Linked DNA regions of Homo sapiens: region 1 is linked to region 2. Evidence: chromatin contacts called from ENCODE Hi-C or POLR2A ChIA-PET data. All regions are on one chromosome and are shown on one strand. The core of a region is the stretch at or near the end of the contact, and the rest is flanking DNA. Distances in the headings are between cores, read along the strand shown. Region 1 holds the start of LGR4-AS1 (LGR4 antisense RNA 1). Region 2 overlaps ANO3 (anoctamin 3).

Evidence for each region. Hi-C counts contacts between places; a loop is a spot of excess contacts on that map. ChIA-PET counts read pairs that join two places held with the same protein, here RNA polymerase II (POLR2A).
Region 1: a map of mammary epithelial cell shows a loop between it and region 2 (16-fold over the local background). The contact joins the promoter of LGR4-AS1 here to the enhancer-like site in region 2. A Hi-C loop is called at or near these places in 1 of 168 maps with a recorded cell type or tissue (mammary epithelial cell) and 1 of 37 single-sample maps with no recorded cell type. POLR2A ChIA-PET finds 5 or more read pairs at or near these places in 2 of 52 experiments (A673 and PC-9).

Annotation. Positions count from the first base shown.
Region 1 is chr11:27,470,424-27,473,123 of GRCh38, forward strand. LGR4-AS1 (LGR4 antisense RNA 1) reads left to right here and starts at 1,308. Exons shown (of 4, transcript NR_131170.1): 1 at 1,308-1,409; 2 at 2,355-2,534. It overlaps LGR4 (leucine rich repeat containing G protein-coupled receptor 4), which reads right to left and starts at 2,367. Exons shown (of 18, transcript NM_018490.5): 1 at 1,695-2,367. The coding sequence starts at 1,879. RefSeq lists silencers at 1,481-1,540, 1,791-1,960, 2,091-2,140.
Region 2 is chr11:26,619,500-26,622,199 of GRCh38, forward strand. The region is part of intron 17 of ANO3 (anoctamin 3); the gene reads left to right. Among named protein-coding and RNA genes, the nearest start is that of MUC15, 49 kb to the left of the region's middle. Within about 2 kb of position 1,297, at least 2 of the 41 ENCODE cell types and tissues checked have a DNase peak (open chromatin) inside an H3K27ac peak, as active enhancers do; they include PC-9 and mammary epithelial cell, where a contact is called at or near this core.

The sequences.
Region 1 (2,700 bases), core at 58-2,557, 850 kb after region 2:
TTACTACTGGTCAAAATAGTAAAATTGTGCTTTTCTATTCTATGCAGAGCCTTGCAAGAGGTTCAGGTAAAGGGACCTTTCTTTCTGCATTTCTTTCTGCACGAATTCCCTAAACGTTTCTAGAGAACTTGGGGAAAAATTAGTCCCATTTCCTCTCCACAGGTCTTCTTTCTCTTGATTCAATCAATTCCTGCTCAAACTTTCCCACTTAATGTAACTTTATGAACAAAATGCTCTTCACTGCAAAGTTAACTTTTTTTTTTAATGACAAGTTAAACTTCACTATACTGAAAAAAAAAAAAAACCTCAAATACATAACTAAAACTAACCTGAGACAGGAAAAATAACAAATGGGGAGGGGAAGGCTGAAGGTAGAAGAATGAAACAGGTTCCAAGACAACAGGCCTCGATGCTCACTAAAAGTCCATCCTGAGAGGGCAAGCGGAACACCTTTGCCACCACCCACCTGGAAATACAGCAATGCTCCTGCCTGCATAAAGATTTCTTCACAGGGTCCTTTAAAACTGTCTATTTCTAAGAGGTCCCTTCCACTACAGGTAAAAGGAAATTCCCTCTACCCTAGGGCCCCTCAGGATCCCTTCCTCTCTCACACGTTTCTTCGACTGCTCCTGATTTAAGCATTCAGCTGGCCACGCAACGCAAGAAGCAATAAGAACACAAAAACCCTACCCTGTTCCTCCTCTATCCGTGGCCTTTGCCACCACCTCCACAACCTAGTTCAGATTCCTCTTCTTTTCTCAAGGGAACGTCTAAAGCTCTCAAGTCCGTTTTGGCAGGGCGATTTTGTAAGTCTGAAACATTTCAGTGTGTCTCTCGATCTCAGGCAGCTCAAAAGAAAAGATCTGCTGGCTGCGTGAAGGTGCATTAGAAACCTGCTGCTACCTTGCAGCCTGGGCTGAGCATATGCTCCGGAACTTGCTTCTCTTCCAACATCCTGCACCTCAGGTCAGCATTCCTTCTTTAAAAGGCCTTGTTGGGTAAGAGCATGTCCACCAACAGAACCCTGTAATTCTCCCTTGTTTTCTCGGACTCCCCTGCGTGCTGCAGAAGCCTGGGCGTTAGTGGGGTAGTCCCGAGTGGAACTGGGCCGAGGTAGGTGCCGGGACGCACTACCTGGATGGGGCCAAATTGGAAGGAGATTCGCCCTGACTGAGGTACAGGTGTTTCTTCTCCCCACATGCTGGAACCCAGGAGGCTCCAGGTGCTTCCCCACGAGACATGCCTCGGTATGCAGACTGAGGCCAAGTTCTCGGCGCCCTCAGCCCCGCCAGTAGCGGAACTCCTGCCCGCTGAGCGAGGGCCCTCATGAGAAGGGAAGGTCGCGTGGACAGGCTGCCAGGGGCAAGCGTTTTTAGATTACTTCCTCCTTCTTGGCCCCAGATGCACTTGTGAGTTGGGGGTGTGCGCGGTGGGGTGGGAGGGTGCTTGTGCCCAAAAAGTCTGGGAACGAAAGCTACTGCTGGCTCGAACCCGGACTAGCAAAGTGCGGAAAGCCCGTGGCACAGGAGTGGGTGCCAGGCAGCCCGCACGCAGGTGACCGGCGGACCCCCTCCCCAGGCCCGGGCGGCGGCGGGGCGGGGTGGGGTGGGACTGACCCCTGGCTCCGCCCCGCGGCGCCCCCCGCTGGGCCCCGTTTCCTCCCCCCCCCTCGCGTCCCCGCCGCCCGCACTCACAGCGCTTGGGTGAAGGCGCTGAGCCCCTCGGGCACGGCCGTCAGCCCCTTCCCGGAGCAGTCCACCCGACGGTCGCCGTCGCAGCTGCAGGGCGCCGCGCAGAGAGGCGGCGCCGCGCCGCTGGGCCCGGCCGAGCCGAGCAGCCCCAGGGCGAGGAAGCAGAGCAGCCCTAGCGGGCCCGGCATTGCTGCGGCCGCCTCCCGCGCCGGCCTCTCCCGCGGCGCTGCTCGCTCCGCTGCCCTCCGATGTCCCCCGCCGCCCCCGGGCAGCCGGCCTGCGGGCTGGAGCGGGGGTCTCTTCCTCGGCGGTCCGCGCGGGCTCGGCCCCTTCAGCAGTCCGCCGCAGCGGCGCAGGGACGCGGCGCTCCGGAGTTTCGCCCTTCCCGCTGCTCCATGGACGCGCAGAGGCAGCCCCGCTCCTCCGGCGGCTCACGCCAGCCGGGCCGGCCCGGCGCAGCGGCGGGGGCCGCGCTCTGCCATCGCACCGGTCTCCCTGTCCCTGGCCTCTCAATGCAGCGGCTCTTCAAGGTTGCAGAGCGCAGCCTTCAGCCATGCCGGCCACTCGCCCCAGCCCCCGCCGTGGCTCTCGCACAAACACCCAGACTCTGGCTCGCTGTCTCCCAGCCGCGGCTCAATCTCTTCCCGTCCTTTTCCCTTCTAGGGTTGCACGCTCTGGTTCCCAAACCCCCGGCCGCTGGCTTATGCAAATCACTTAGGTACATGCAAAAGTATCCCTTCTCCCGGAGCGCCATTGGCCCGGGGAGGTCTCGAGCTCATTACTATGCAGAGAGGAGAGCCGCCATTGGCCAAGAGGAGGACCAGAGGGGCGTGTTTCTCGGGCGTGAGTGACAAGGTGGTGGTGGTTGTGGTGGTGGCGGCGGTGGTGGTGGTGGTGGTGGCGGCGGTGGTGGTGGTGGTGGTGGTGGTGGTTCAAGGCAAAATCTTGACTTGGCTGGATTTGTCTGGCAGGTTGTGGATTGAAGGTAGAAGGATAGTAGGACAAGGGG
Region 2 (2,700 bases), core at 47-2,546:
GTCTCACTGTGTCACCCAGGCTGGAGTGCAGTGGCAGGATCTCAGCTCACAGCAACCTCTGCCTCCCATATTCAAGCTATTCTCATTACCTCAGCCTCCCAAGTAATTGGGGGCACATCACCACACCTGGCTAATTTTTGTATTTTTAGTAGAGATAGGGTTTCACCATGTTGGCCTGGCTGGTCTCAAACTCCTGACCTCAAGAGATCCGCCCACTTTGGCCTCCCAAAGTGCTGGGATTACAGGCGTGAGCCACTGCGCCCGGCCAAAAAACTACAGATTCTTGAGTCCTGTTCAGAATCTCCTTTGTTGGGCTAAGAAATCTATATTTAAAACAAATCATTCAAAAATACTCTCTAGTAATTCTTATCCAGCCAGCCCCTCAAATAGCATTAGAAAATCATTAAGAGAGCTAAGGTAATTTTGATGCACAGTCAGGATCAGAAATCACATCTTCCAAAATTAAATTACAAATAATTTTATTTGACAATAATTAAAACATCAATGTATTATTTTTAACATCCCTTTATCAGGCATATAGCTAAACAACTACAAAGACAGAATTTGAAACCGAGAATTGCTCTTTCCTAGGCCTACCATTTTTCTTCTTTATTTTGCTACCCTCAGAAAAGGATATGCTGCTCGAAGGTGCCAAAAGTGGCATGGTACTATTGTATCAGGAAATGTTCCTAAAAATATTTTAATGAAAATTAAATATGCAAAATTATTCCAAAAATGTATATTCTTGTTGCTTGACAATCCAACTTTAACTAATTTTGTCATATTACAGCAGCATGACAGCTGCCTGGTCTCATGATTAAAGGGTAACTTTTAAGAAATATATAGAAACATCAGAACAGAAGTACTCTTAGAGTTTGAAAAACCTGGAATTAGGCTAATTAAATCATTTCAGCATGGTGAAATTTTAATCAAAAATTAAAATGTTATTAAAATCAAATTTTATAAATATTAAATTAAATTTATTAAAATTAAATTAAACTAAAATTAAAACTTTAATTCCAATTAAAAATTTTTAAATTAAAGAATGAACTCCTTTTGGGTTTCCTCCTCTGATTTTAAAATCCATGTATCATGCACGGAGCACTCTAACAAAAAAAGAAAAAGTCCTATCTACATTTGGCTAATGTAAGTACTCCATGTAGGTTCTGGACTTTTCTCCCTTGTTGATCCATTCCCATCTCTAGAGTCCAGAGCATACATCCCTATACTTCTTTCATGGGCCTGATCACTGAAGGCCTCAAAGTACACCTAACTTTCCTTAATACCTGGTTACCACTGGTTACCAATTACAGTGCAAATAAGCTATTATGGAATAGGGTGGATCAAAGGGTTGGACCAGGCATCTTAACCAAGAAAAGAGGTAATGTCAAATGACTCATCTCATAAGAGGATTGGCTTTTTAATAAATGTATTTGTTTAGTTTGTTCATGTCTATGTCCATAGTTTCTAGAAATTCAGACAAGTAGATTACTGGAAAAGGGAAGGCTCTTTTCAATTCTGCAAAAGCTTGGAGTTTATTTTCACAGTGAAGGCTGTATTGTGGGGCTATGACTAAAAGATAAAAAGTTCTAAAACCCATGTAGAACTGCCTAATATGCCCCCTCACAATAACCATGTCCTTTTCCTGCCTTTGCTGTTCTTTTTCTCCCTAACTGGTTTTTGCATAACACCCCAAACAAGGCATTACTGGGAAGATGATGAAGTCTTAGCTGAGAATGAATTCCAAAATGCTTACCATGGCCTACTGTGCACTGAAAAAGTGTTTCCCTGTGAGATCTCAGTGACTCATCTCTTACTACTTCACTGTCTTATTGCTGCCACTCCTTTCTCTCTAACTTCCCTGCCCTTCATGAAATACATCAAGTCTGTGCCAGACTCAGAGCATTGGCATTCCCATTTCTGTGTCTTAAAGGTACTTAGCTGAGATTTCTGCTTGGCTCCCTCCCTCATTGCATGCACTTCTCTGCTCAGATGCTACCCTCTGAATACTTTATTCAGGCTTTTAAGAGGCTTTTCAGAATACTCTATAAAATAGTACTCTCTGTGTCTACCAAAACTCTCTATCCGCTCTGCCTGCTTTATTTTCCCTCAGAGCACTTTTCACCTCCTGACCAATTATGTATTTATTTGCCATTTATCTCTACCCACTGAAATTTGAGTTCTATGAAAGTAGAGATTATGTCTTTTTGATTCAGGTATGTTTGGTTTCTAAAACACTAACTGATGCACTAGAAATTTATAATGAATATATTAATTAATATATATGAATAAGAGAATTTCAGCTTACTAAATGCATCAGTGGCTGATTTTTTAAAGTATAGGTTCTCCAACATGTTATCACGTGTGTGTATCAGGTAGGGCCCGGAATAGTTATCCCTGACGCCCTTTATCCTCTTCCCCAACAAGCACGTACTCATTCCACTTTACACAATCACACACAAATGTACACACTCACAGCTTGTATGTACTGCCAAAGTGATTGCTGCCAGACACCATACAGTTGGATATATTTAAATCATTATTTATTTTTGTAGTCTGTAGTTTGAGATTTAACAATTCATTCTGCTTGAACTGATTTTGTAGCTCATCAGTGATGTTGCCAGTCAGCCATAGCATTTGGGCCTTGGATGATGCAGGTTTGCAAATACCCCAGAAAGTCTTGCAACAGCATTATGGCAT